4 separate regions of the Homo sapiens genome follow, and regions 1, 3 and 4 are each linked to region 2. Evidence: chromatin contacts called from ENCODE Hi-C or POLR2A ChIA-PET data. All regions are on one chromosome and are shown on one strand. Each heading gives the region's core, a stretch centred on a gene start or an enhancer-like site at or near the end of the contact. The rest is flanking DNA. Distances are from core to core; before and after follow the strand shown.

The links. A loop is a pair of places that touch in the nucleus more often than their neighbours do. ChIA-PET counts read pairs that join two places held with the same protein, here RNA polymerase II (POLR2A). Pooled maps may share reads with other maps.
Region 1: a loop to region 2 is called in a pooled map, with 4 times the contacts of the local background. The contact joins the promoter of PHC2-AS1 here to the promoter of SMIM12 in region 2. A Hi-C loop is called at or near these places in 1 of 37 single-sample maps with no recorded cell type and 5 of 50 pooled maps. POLR2A ChIA-PET finds 5 or more read pairs at or near these places in 2 of 52 experiments (A549 and MCF 10A).
Region 3: a pooled map shows a loop between it and region 2 (9-fold over the local background). The contact joins the promoter of AGO3 here to the promoter of SMIM12 in region 2. A Hi-C loop is called at or near these places in 1 of 168 maps with a recorded cell type or tissue (CD4-positive, alpha-beta T cell), 1 of 37 single-sample maps with no recorded cell type and 9 of 50 pooled maps.
Region 4: a map of sigmoid colon shows a loop between it and region 2 (7-fold over the local background). The contact joins the promoter of ZSCAN20 here to the promoter of SMIM12 in region 2. A Hi-C loop is called at or near these places in 1 of 168 maps with a recorded cell type or tissue (sigmoid colon), 2 of 37 single-sample maps with no recorded cell type and 12 of 50 pooled maps.

Annotation. Positions count from the first base shown.
Region 1 is chr1:33,348,991-33,351,690 of GRCh38, reverse strand. It overlaps PHC2-AS1 (PHC2 antisense RNA 1), which reads right to left and starts at 1,339. Exons shown (of 3, transcript NR_125978.1): 1 at 1,244-1,339. All of the region lies in intron 9 of PHC2 (polyhomeotic homolog 2), which reads left to right. RefSeq lists a silencer at 1,631-2,150 and an enhancer at 1,606-2,535.
Region 2 is chr1:34,858,452-34,861,197 of GRCh38, reverse strand. It overlaps SMIM12 (small integral membrane protein 12), which reads left to right and starts at 1,449. Exons shown (of 2, transcript NM_138428.6): 1 at 1,449-1,521. RefSeq lists a silencer at 1,498-1,627.
Region 3 is chr1:35,929,775-35,932,474 of GRCh38, reverse strand. AGO3 (argonaute RISC catalytic component 3) reads right to left here and starts at 1,370. Exons shown (of 19, transcript NM_024852.4): 1 at 1,030-1,370. The coding sequence starts at 1,048. AGO1 (argonaute RISC component 1) reads right to left here. Exons shown (of 19, transcript NM_012199.5): 19 at 1,943-2,700. RefSeq lists enhancers at 183-705, 706-1,230, 1,231-1,754 and silencers at 868-1,207, 1,218-1,727.
Region 4 is chr1:33,471,260-33,473,959 of GRCh38, reverse strand. It overlaps ZSCAN20 (zinc finger and SCAN domain containing 20), which reads right to left and starts at 1,315. Exons shown (of 8, transcript NM_001377376.1): 1 at 1,269-1,315.

The DNA.
Region 1 (2,700 bases), core at 90-2,589, 1.5 Mb after region 2:
GTGAGCCACTGCGCCCGGCCCATTCTGTGTATGTGTGAATGCCTGCTCTGTGCAAAGCACTGTGGGAAGGGAGGTAGCACACTGAGAAACACGGTCTGTACCCCACCTCAAGAGCTGAAGGTCTACTTGAAACGATGAAAAATGCACAGGAAAAAAATTACAATAGAAAGTAAAATGCGATAAATGCCATAGATGGATTTGAGGTAAGTCATTTAAAAGCTACAAAACAGGAAAAGTTACTGCCAACTAGAGATGTTCAGGATAGATTTCAGGGAGGACGAGGCATTGTTCTAGAGCAGAGGTTGACAAACTACAGCCCAATGGCCAAAACCATCACATTGCCAGTGTTCGTACAGCTCGCAAGCTAATAATGATTTCTACATTTTAAATTTTTTTTTGAAAAAATCAAAAGAATTCTATTTCATGATACATGAAAATTATCTGAAATTCCAATTCTAGTGCCCATAAATAAAGTTCTATTGGAACACAACCACACTCCTTCACGTACATATTGTCTGTGGTTGCTTTCCTGCGGCAACAGCAGAGATGAGTTGTTGCCACAGACCGTGTGACCTACAAAGTCTAAAATATTTACTCTCTGGTCCCTGGCAGAAAAAGTTTGCCAACTGCTGTTCTTGAGTCTGGACCTTGAAGGATAGGTAGGACCTGGACATGCAAAGTTGAGGAAAGAGCATTCCAGGAAGAACTGGTGGAACTTAAGAGAGGGAGGCAGGAAAGTGTGGGCATGTTAGGGAACAGGAGTTGAGGATACAATCCTGTGTTACCCTAGTTTATAAAACAAAATATAAGTGTAAGAAATGCAGAGGCAGAGGAGAAGGAAATATGAATATTAATGAAAAGGGGGGTTGAAAATTTGAAAAATAGAGGAGAAAGGGAGCTAAGTAAATATTCGGGGAATGTAAAATAAATGTAAACAAAGAAGATGGGATGAGGCCTGAGAGTGGAAAGGGGTGGGGGGAGAAGAAAGGCAGGCAACGAATATGAATACTAAGGAAGGCAAGAAAATGGGACCATGTTGGGAACAGAGGGAAGTCAAGAATGGAGAGAAGTGCCTGGCGTGTGTCCAGCACCTTCCTGCGCCTCGCGCTCCTGAGGGTGGGGACTGTGTCACGCTGCACGTCTCTGTACCCCCGCAGCCCCTCGCGCGCGTGCTGAATGAGTATGCTTCGCCACGACAGCGCAGGTTCACCCGGTGCGCTTGGGGAAGATAACCAACACTTACGGGACTCTGACCGTGTGCCAGGCACGGCGGGCCGCCTGAACCCACTTCCTCAATCAGCCTCAACCGCGAGCCCGAGGCCGCTCACGGAGGTGTGACCGGGGCACTCGGGCCATGACTTCCCTCTGATCCTCGGTTCCCAGTGGGAAGGAGAATGACTTGTAGGGTCGTTGTGAACAATAAGTCGGGGACAGCGCGAGCAGGGTTTGGCACGAACTGAGCTCTCGGTGACTGGTGGTCGTTAGTCTTCTGACTGACCCCCAGGCCCCTCAGGGAGTGAACGGTCCAAGGCGGGAGTCGCGGGCCGCCCCGCCAAGGAGCACTTGCACCGGCTATCAGGGCAGCCTCCTCGTGGCGTGGCGCCCGCCTCCCTAAGCTGAGCCCCGGGCGTCCCTAACCCGCCTTCCGGAGGGCGCGAGGCGGGGCTCGCCGCACAAAGGAAGCGCGCGGCCCGTGTCCGCCCCGCCCCTCCCGCGGCCCCGCCCCTCCCCGCCCCGCTCCCTCGCCCCGCCCCCGGCGGAGGCGGCCGCGGGAGCCGTCCCAGACTCGCCGCATTGTCTCCGCGGCGGCTGCAGCCCTCGAGCGCCCGCCGCGCGCGCGCGCGCAACCCCGGCCGCCGCCCGCGCTCCCGCCCCGGCCTCGCGCCCCCGTCCCGGCCTCGCGCCCCGGCCGCCCTTTGTTGACGCCGGCCAGGCCGGTGCGGTCGGATGCGCCGCGGCAGCCCCGGGCCCCGGCTCGGAGGCTCCCGGCGGAGAGGAGGCGGCCCGCCCGGGCCCGGGACCCCGCGCGAGTCGGCGCCCGGCCGAGGGGCTGCGTAGGCCCCGCCCGGCCAGGCCCAGCCGGGCCCTGGACAGGTCAGTGCCGGGGCGGGGGAGGGGTTCTCGCCAGTAGGGAGGCCGGGGGCCGCGCTCGCCGCACTGGAAGTCGGGCACCGCCCTCGGTGCCCCTAACGGCCCGGGCCTACGCGGCTGCCAGGCCGTGCCAGTCGCGGCTCTCGTCCGCGCGGCGCCTGGGAGGTGCCCTGCTCCCCAGCCTCGCTCGCCTGGGGACCCTGCGCGCCCGTCGCCCCTGGAAGCCGTGTCACCTCGGCGCGCCGCAGCTTCCGCGTCCCCAGGCCCCGCACACCCCACCCCAGCCCCAACCTAGGACCGGCCTCCCCGCCGCTGCGACTTCCCTGGGACGGACGGTGCGTTCGGGGACGAGACTGCTGGCATCTGCCGTACTTTATTGGTGGTGGACTCCCTATCTTGGAGGCGCCTGCGGCTTCGCTGGAGAGTTTTGTTTTTAATCTAGTTCAGTCTCACGAGGTTTTTAATTGGATGGAAAGGGACAAGCTGTTCTGTGTCTTTTCTTCCATTTTTAGAAGAGCGTTTTCTCTCCTTCCTATGCCAAATGAAGGTAGACTATATTTGTTGCTTCTTTACATTAAAATCGGGATTTGTGAGATTCTGTATTTAAAC
Region 2 (2,746 bases), core at 200-2,699:
AAGAAAGGTGGGAAGGGCACTACATGGCCAGGCACGGTGGCTCATGCCTGTAATCCCAGCACTTTGGGAGGCTGAGGCGGGCGGATTGCTTGAGCTCAGGAGTTCGAGACCAGCCCTAGCAACATGGTGAAACCCAGTCTCTACAAAAAGTACAAAAATTAGCCAGGCCTGGTGGTGTGCATCTGTGGTCCCAGCTACTCGGAAGGCTGAAGTGGGAGGATCACTTGAGCCCAGGAGGTTGAGGCTGCAGTGAGCTATGATTGTGCCACTGCACTCTAGCCTGGGCAACAGAGCGAGAGTCCTGTTAAAAAAAAAAAAAAAAGCGGCCAGGCGCAGTGGCTCACGCCTGTAATCCCAGCACTTTGGGAGGCCGATGCGGGCAGATCACCTGAGGTCGGGAGTTCGAGACCAGCTTCCCCAACATGGAGAAACCCCTTCTCTATTAAAAATACAAAATTAGCCGGGCGTGGTGGTGCATGCCTGTGATCCCAGCTACTCAGGAGGCTGAGGCAGGGGAATCACTTGAACCTGGGAGGCGGAGGTTGCGGTGAGCCGAGATCACGCCATTGCACTCCAGCCCAGGCAACAAGAGTGAAATTGAACAACAACAACAAAAAAGGTGGGAAGGTAGATGAAAAAGCATCAATAAGGCACTGAGGTGTGAAACAGTGTGGTCTGCCGGGTTTAGTATGTGCGAGCAAAATAAATATGCAGGCTGAGATTAGTGGGATGAGGGTGGGAAGGGCCTTGTGGGAGCATTAACAAGCTTGAGCTTTGGGACTTTTCTGTATATGATAAAATTGATGTCTGTATAGGGTACAGTGGGGACACAGAGGAGGAAGTGAATACTTGTACCCAAGAGGTCATGTAAGACTTAGGTTTTACTATATTTGAATTATTTTTACACTAACAATAGCCACATTTATTTCCCTGCTGGCTGTGTGCCTGCCACAGTACTTTACAAATATTATCTCTTCCAACCCTCACACCATCCTTGCGAAATGGGTGTTATTACCTCTACACAGAAGGGGAAGGGAGGCTCAGACAGGTTAATAATGTTCCCAAGGTCACTAGAAAGCTAGCCCGGATCCCAAGAGGTCTTAAAGCACTAAAATATACTCTTCTAAGAAGAGCTTCTTGAGGTCAGGGATCATGTCTTTTGTTTTTGCGTGCCCAGACCTAGGTCTTAGAAGACGCCTAATAAACATCAGTTGAAAAAAATGACTGGATGATCTTTCACTTTTTCCACGCAGAAAACACGTGGCGACATCACTGAGAAACCTCCCGGCCAACAGAGGGCGCGACGTCCATTTCAGCGCAGTGGGGCCCAGTTGCGGACGCCTAGCTTCCTTCCGTCCTTTGGCTGAAGTTCAGCCAATCCCTGCGCTCCGAGAGAGCCGGCGGCCAGTGGGCAGGGTCACAGGGCAAGGTCCCGCGGGCCGCTGGGTGCGGCGACTTCCGTGCTCCCGGCGAGCGGGCGGAGAGCGGGGGCCGCACTGGGGAGTGTGGGCTGGGCCGCAGGTGAGCGCGCGGTCCCGGCGAGCAGGTCGGGTCAGCCCAGGCCAGTAACCTCTGAGTTACGGGAGGAGTGATCGCTAGGGTCCACCCCGGTCCCGGCCAGATCTGCCAGCTCCCCTCTCTGGCGGGTGTTCTGGTGCCAAGTCTGGGAGCCCAGGTAGCCCTCCGCAGACAGGGCTTCTCGGCACCTCAATGAGGACGGACGTTGATGAGGCCATGAATGAGGTGGGCTAGGGACAGGGGACCGGGAGACTCACAGAAGGGAGAAGGGTAGCCATTTGGATGGACCTTCGCCTTACTTGCGCTCCCATTCCTGGACTGCGCTCTAGTGACTGTCAGGGCTAATTCTTCCGCCTTCTCAGGCCTCCTGTGTCCTTGTTAGTAGTTCTTGAATTTGGGACTACGGCTTCTGGCCTCGTTGGGCCTCCGGGCCCTCGCACTGGGGCAGGTTTCCCAGCAGCCCAGTTGACCTTTACCGGATGCTTTTGGCAGACGTCCTCCATGCCGGGCTGGAAATATGCGTCACAGTGTTTTTCAGACACTTTTGCCTCTTTCATTGTGATACCCTGCCTGGGGACGACTATGATGGAGTCTTTAGGTTTTTGTAATCAGCAAAGGCATCTGTTATGCTCCTGCCACCTTTTGGGGGAGAGTGGGTGGAGGATGTTGTGATTTTACACTAGGGAGTTTGGGCTGTCATTCATTCGTTCAGCAGACCTTTTTTGGGCACTCTGCCAGGCAGGGTAGGAGAGGTGCCTGGATGGATAGGGCATAATTGGGCCAGACAGACACGGTTCTTAGCCTTTTGGAGCTTAAAGTGTCTTGAGAAACGCAGACAGGGTAAGCCAGCATCGTGCCTGACACAGAGTAAGTGGTTATAAGTGTCGAATAAAGGAATGAATTGACTTATTTGGGAATGATTAGAATGTGAGCAGGACGGTAGCGAGAGACTTTATGCTGCATGTGAGAGATAGTTGTGAACTCATGCGCGATATGTTTTAAGACAGGTTTGGAAATCTGAACGGACAGTTGCTATTTAGGGAAGCATTTACTTATACAGAGGACTTGCTTTAAAGGTGGAAGTAAAATGGAGAAGTATTAGGTTTGGGATTCTTCAGAGGTGCCTCTTTTAACTATTACTATGTCTCTGAATTTCATAAATCCCTGAGTACAATCTCAGAGTTTGGGAAAAGGAAAGCTCTTCTAGGTAATGAAATGCCAGGCTGAT
Region 3 (2,700 bases), core at 121-2,620, 1.1 Mb before region 2:
CTTAGCTATCGTTATGTCACTGGTTTCTTTTACGTAAGTTTTTCTTATATCAAATTGGCAAAAAGAGATATGGAATTCAGGAACTTGTAACACCATTAGTAACAAGACAGCCCCGCAAATATTTTGAAAATTAATTTACGAACTTGTGATCGTCTGAAGCATACTTTCAAATTTAATAAGCCAAGCATGATCATTTGTTAGGCAAACCGTTATGCAACACCTTTCTGTCCCTGAATTAATTACTTTAGAACCATAAACAATACTTTTCCTTTTTTAAGGACAAGTACTATCCATGTTGCAATTTTCTCTTAAGACTGCAAAACTGCTGCTCTTGCCCCCAGAGATAAAGCAGTTTTCTTAAATTCCAAATTTCCAGGAATATGACAACTACTTCTCTAAGGAATAGAGAATGAAAAAAAATATACTGTCAGCAATTTTAAGAACCACCTCCTCGTATAAGCAGGGATCCAGGCTGCTATGACATTTCCAAGCTCCTCAGAAACTATCTACCATGCTGCCACAAACAACAGAAAAGAACTCGAGGGTAGGAGCAATGCCATGTTGAATTTAACGTTGCACCAACACCTCCTTCGAACTTAATCTGAAGTTATCCGTTATCTCAGCCTATCTTCACAACTATCCTAAGAGGTAGGTAAGGGAGCTGGCTGGCTGCCCAGCCTCTACGGAACACACAACCTGGCTAAAGGACACGCACTCCAACTAGACAATGGCAAACCATTCTAAAGTCTAGAAGAAGGGTACTCCAGCAAAGAGTAATGCCGCCTAGATAACCCCAAACTTAAATCCTCCAAGCGTTTCCCCGCCTCGCAGTTTCGCCGACTCAGGGGCCCCCGGGGAACTGGGGCTGGGCTGCGGGGAGGTCGCGGAGGAGCAGGGCGAGGGGCGGGAGACCGAGCGATGCCCGCCCGACGCTCACCTCGCGCACCTGGGCCGGGCGGGAGGAGCAGGGATGCTCAGAGGACAGTAGCTGGGTGACATCCCCTACCTGGCCCAGCTACTCTGACTCACCTGCGGAGCCGATTTCCATTCATGGAGCTGGGGGGAGTGCTTCGAGGGAGAACGGAGCCCGCCACTGGCGGCAAGGAGGCGGCCCGGGGGGCGACGCGGCGCGACGCGACGGGCACTCTCACTCGGCCCCGAGGCGGGGGCGGCGACGGCTTCCCCTGAGCAACCGCACTCCGAAAGCTCTGGGCCGGAAGAGTCGCGGACGGAAAACGGCACAGGACTAGGCGAGAGGAAGGGGAGATGTGAGGCGCGGACAGAGGGGAGTCCCGTCCGGAAGTTGCATCGCCCGCGGCCGCCGACGCTCCCACCGCTCCTCCACGACTGCGGGCCGCCGCCGCCGACCTGCCCGGGGCCGCCCCGGAAGCTCGCCGGCGTCAGTTCCGCTGCCTGGCTTGCCCGGCGTCCTCGCCTCGCCTCTGGGCCCCGAGCCGTGCCGGAGCGACGTCGGGGCAGGAGCGGCCGGCGCGGAGGACGCCGGGGAGGTGTCCGGGAGCCGGGCCACATGCGGCGGGCTCGGCCGTACCCCGCCGGGCCGTGCCGGCCGGAGACAACGCGGAGGGGCAGGACTACTCGCGCCGCACGAGTGGGGGCGGTGCCTGTCTGCGACGACGTCGCGGCTGGCGGCGGGGCTTACCTGAGGAGTAGCCTACCTGGAGCCGGCGGGTGAAGGACCCCGAACTGCCGCGGAGGCCCCGAGCCGAGCCCGCTGGGGTAGGGCCACCCTCCTTCCTGAGCCCCCGCCACGCCCAGTCCGATCCACCCCACGCGCCGCCTCCTCACAGGCGGTCAAGTGACCACCGCAATTGACCTAAGTCCTAGGCTGCTTTAACGACCATTTTTAGGAAAAAAAAAATGTATTATAGTTTGGAAAAGATGACTAACAAACAGGACACTACACAAACATCAGATCGAGTAATTTCCATGTTTAAAACTCTTTAATAGCGCCTCGTCACACTTGAAAACCCAAACTCCTTTCCAGGGTGAAAACGCACGGCGTAAATGGGCCCCGCCTGTGCTACAGCTATACTGGTTGGCTTCCAATTCTCCCAACGGGCCAACCGCTGCTTTTTTCTGACTTGGAGCTTCTCTGCTTTTGGTTCCCTTGGCCAGGAACCCTCTCTCTCTTCTCCACCCTCCCCTTACGCCCTACCCCACAGCTTTTTTTTGCGTCTCAACGAAAGACATCTGAGACGCCTTTTCCGGACCACCCATCTATGGTGGGGCACCTGTTAGTCTACTACAGTATTGCCTTGGTAGCCCTTTGCCCAGTCTGTTATTTATTTACTACTTGTGTGCCCCCCACCTCACTTGAATGTCAGGCAAATATTAGGTCCTTAATAAATATTTGTTGCCTTAATGAAACATACTATTTTATTCAGGCTGAGGAATCATTCATAATTTCTCCCCATGTCCCTATGCTTCAGTAATACGGTTTTTTTTAATCAAAATAATTTTTTAAAGAGGAAAAGGAGAAAGAATATCCTATCTTCAGTTCCCCTCACTGTGGGACTTTGGATCAGTCACTTGATCTCTCTGGGCTTCAATTTTCTTATCTGAAAAATTGAGAGAACAGCATGTACCTTACACAGTTTGTAAGGTTAGGTAATATACATAAAGCACAGAGAAAATCCTCCCCAAATGTTAGTGAATAACACAAGTATTTACTATTTACCA
Region 4 (2,700 bases), core at 66-2,565, 1.4 Mb after region 2:
CTGGTATAGCAAAGCTTACCCTGCATGGTCTTCATTCACACATACATACATCAAGTATTTACTGCTTTACATCAAGTGTTTACTGCTCTAGACTGGGCAATGGGGAAACAGAGGTGATTGAGACACTGTTCCTGTCCTGGAGATGTTCACAGTCTAATGGAAGAGACACACACTTCACAGATAATTATGATCAAATGTGGTAATAGGAGAAGTTATGGGAGCTGAGGGTTGGGGGTGACTTAATTTGCTTAAGGGAATTGAGCAAAGTAAGAGTTGAAATTTTTTTAAGTTAAAGAAGTTCTCTTGGCAAAGAAGGTGAAGGGCAAGGAGAGAATATTCTAAGCTGAGAGAACAGCATATATAATGATGGAAAACCAAATGGCCTACCCAGGAAACGAGGAAAACCTTGACAGCCCTGGAGTGTGAGGTGCATGAAGATTAGGCTGCAAAAGGAGTTTATGAAGGACAAGGTGTTTGGACTTTACAGGTGCTGGGTGCCAATGAAAGTTTTCAAGCAGAAGGCATAATCAGATTTGTAGGTGAAACAGATCACACTAGGTGCAATGTGTGTGTTCATGCTGGGAAACTGAAAAGGCTTCTGCGAAAACCCTACAAGAAAGAGGCCGACTGAAAAGATATTAAAGAAATTAAAGATCGGAAGATCCTTGGACGTGGAAGAATGCAAGAGGAATCAGTGGGTAAGTAGGTAGGTAGGTAGGTAAATGGGATGATCGTGCCACTGACTTCCATAAGACATAAGGAAAGAAGTGCAGGTTTGGGGCAGAACACAATAGCCAGTCCCATCCACTGGGTTCCAGAGGTAACAATCATTAGGGAGGTAACAAATTAGATATGCTTGTTCTAGATGGGAAGGTAGAGATTGAAACACTATTTTTAAGGTCGGGCTTCAAGCTCAGGCCCTCTTCACTTCTTGCCAGGGCCCCAGACCCTCTATCCTTTCCTCTGTGGTCTCCAGACCTTTCTATGACTCTCCCACCTCCAAAACCTCCCTCAACCCCCTCACCTTCAGACCCTTCTAAGGCCCTCCTCATTCCCAGGGCCCTCTATCGCCTCCTCATCCCCGACCCCTGTATGACCCTTCCCATCTCCGGCCTCTACATCCTTTGACCGTCCCTCACCCTCCACCCCCACATATAAGCTTCTTTCTCCCCTCTCACCTTCCCCAGCCCCCTGTGTCACCACCACCTCCTAAGTCTCCAGCCCAGAGCCTGCGTCTCAGCTGCCCCCGCCCCGCCACCCGGACTCACCCACCGAGACACCCACTTCACAACAGGGCGGAAGTGCTCCCGGGCTCGTGCGGGGAATGCTGGGACGCGGAGTCCGAGCGGCGCCACCCTGGGAATGGAACGTCTGAGACCACAATTCCCAGAAGGAACCGCGCGAGCGCCGGGGGCGGCCCCCTCCGTTTGCTGCCTTTCAGACGTCTTCAGCCAATAGATATGTCATCTTCTAACGGACCCTGGCACTGGAACAAATCGGAACGGGCGCGACACATGGGGGCGGGACCTGTTGCGATCCTGGCCTTTTCCATAGGCTTCCGGATAACAGCACCGCCCAATGGGAGGGCACTCGAGCAGAAGGGGGCCCAGTTCTACTGAGGGGTCGAAGTGAGAGCCTCAGACCCTGAAAGATCAAAGCAGACACAATAAGAAATAAGAAGAGAGAATGACTAGAGGTGACCAGCCCGATAGGCAGGAGAGAACTGGACAGTTGTAGCTTTAATTTCCAGCTTACAGCTAAGCTGTGTGACTTTGGAAGAATTCTGAACCTCGTTCTCTTCAACCATAAAATGAGGGTAGTAATGGCATCCATGTCACAGAGTTTTGTGAACTTTCAATGAGATAATACACCTAAAACGATTAGCTCAGGGCCTGGCTCCTAATAATGCACAGCGATTGTTAGCTATTATTATGTAAATCAGTTAGTACAGAGCTTGGCACTTCCTAGGTGTTGGAAGAATGTTAATCATTATTACAAAATAATCCTCATATAAATGCGGGTGCTCTGTACCACTGTGAATACTTTGGGGCATGAACAATCTAATGTGGTGTTGAGAATGGGGGCTTTGTAGTCAGACATGGATCCAAATCCCAACTCAACTACTTCGCAGCTGTGTGGCCTTGAACAAATTACTGCCATCTATTTTGTCTTTGGAATTTTCATCTATAAAATGCAAGTAATGTAAGAGAACTTACATCACAGGGTGTTATGAAGGTTAAATGAGACTATTTAGGTAAAAGTCTCTGAAGTCAAGCTGCTTGTGTCTGAAAGTTCTTACTTTCAAATGAAGGATGCAGGTCATACCACCCGCGTTGTGAAACCTTGGGCAAATTACTTAGCTTCTTTATGCCTGCATTTTCCCAGCTGTAAAATGGGAATGATAATACTTGCCTCTTCCTGAGACAGTTGTTGAGAGGAATAAATGGGAGAAGGTATGTAAAGAGCGTGACACATGTCTGACACACAGAAAGTGTTTAATAATCATTAGCTAGTCCAGGCACGGAGGCTCATGCCTGTAATCCCAGCCCTCTGGGAGGCTGAGACGGAAGGATCGCTTTAGTCCAGGAGTTTGAGACCAGCCTGGGCAGCGAAGTGAGACCTCGTCTCTATTTTAAAAAATAGAAAATACAATAATATACATAATCATTAGCTATTATTATTATTACCAATGGTTATGCG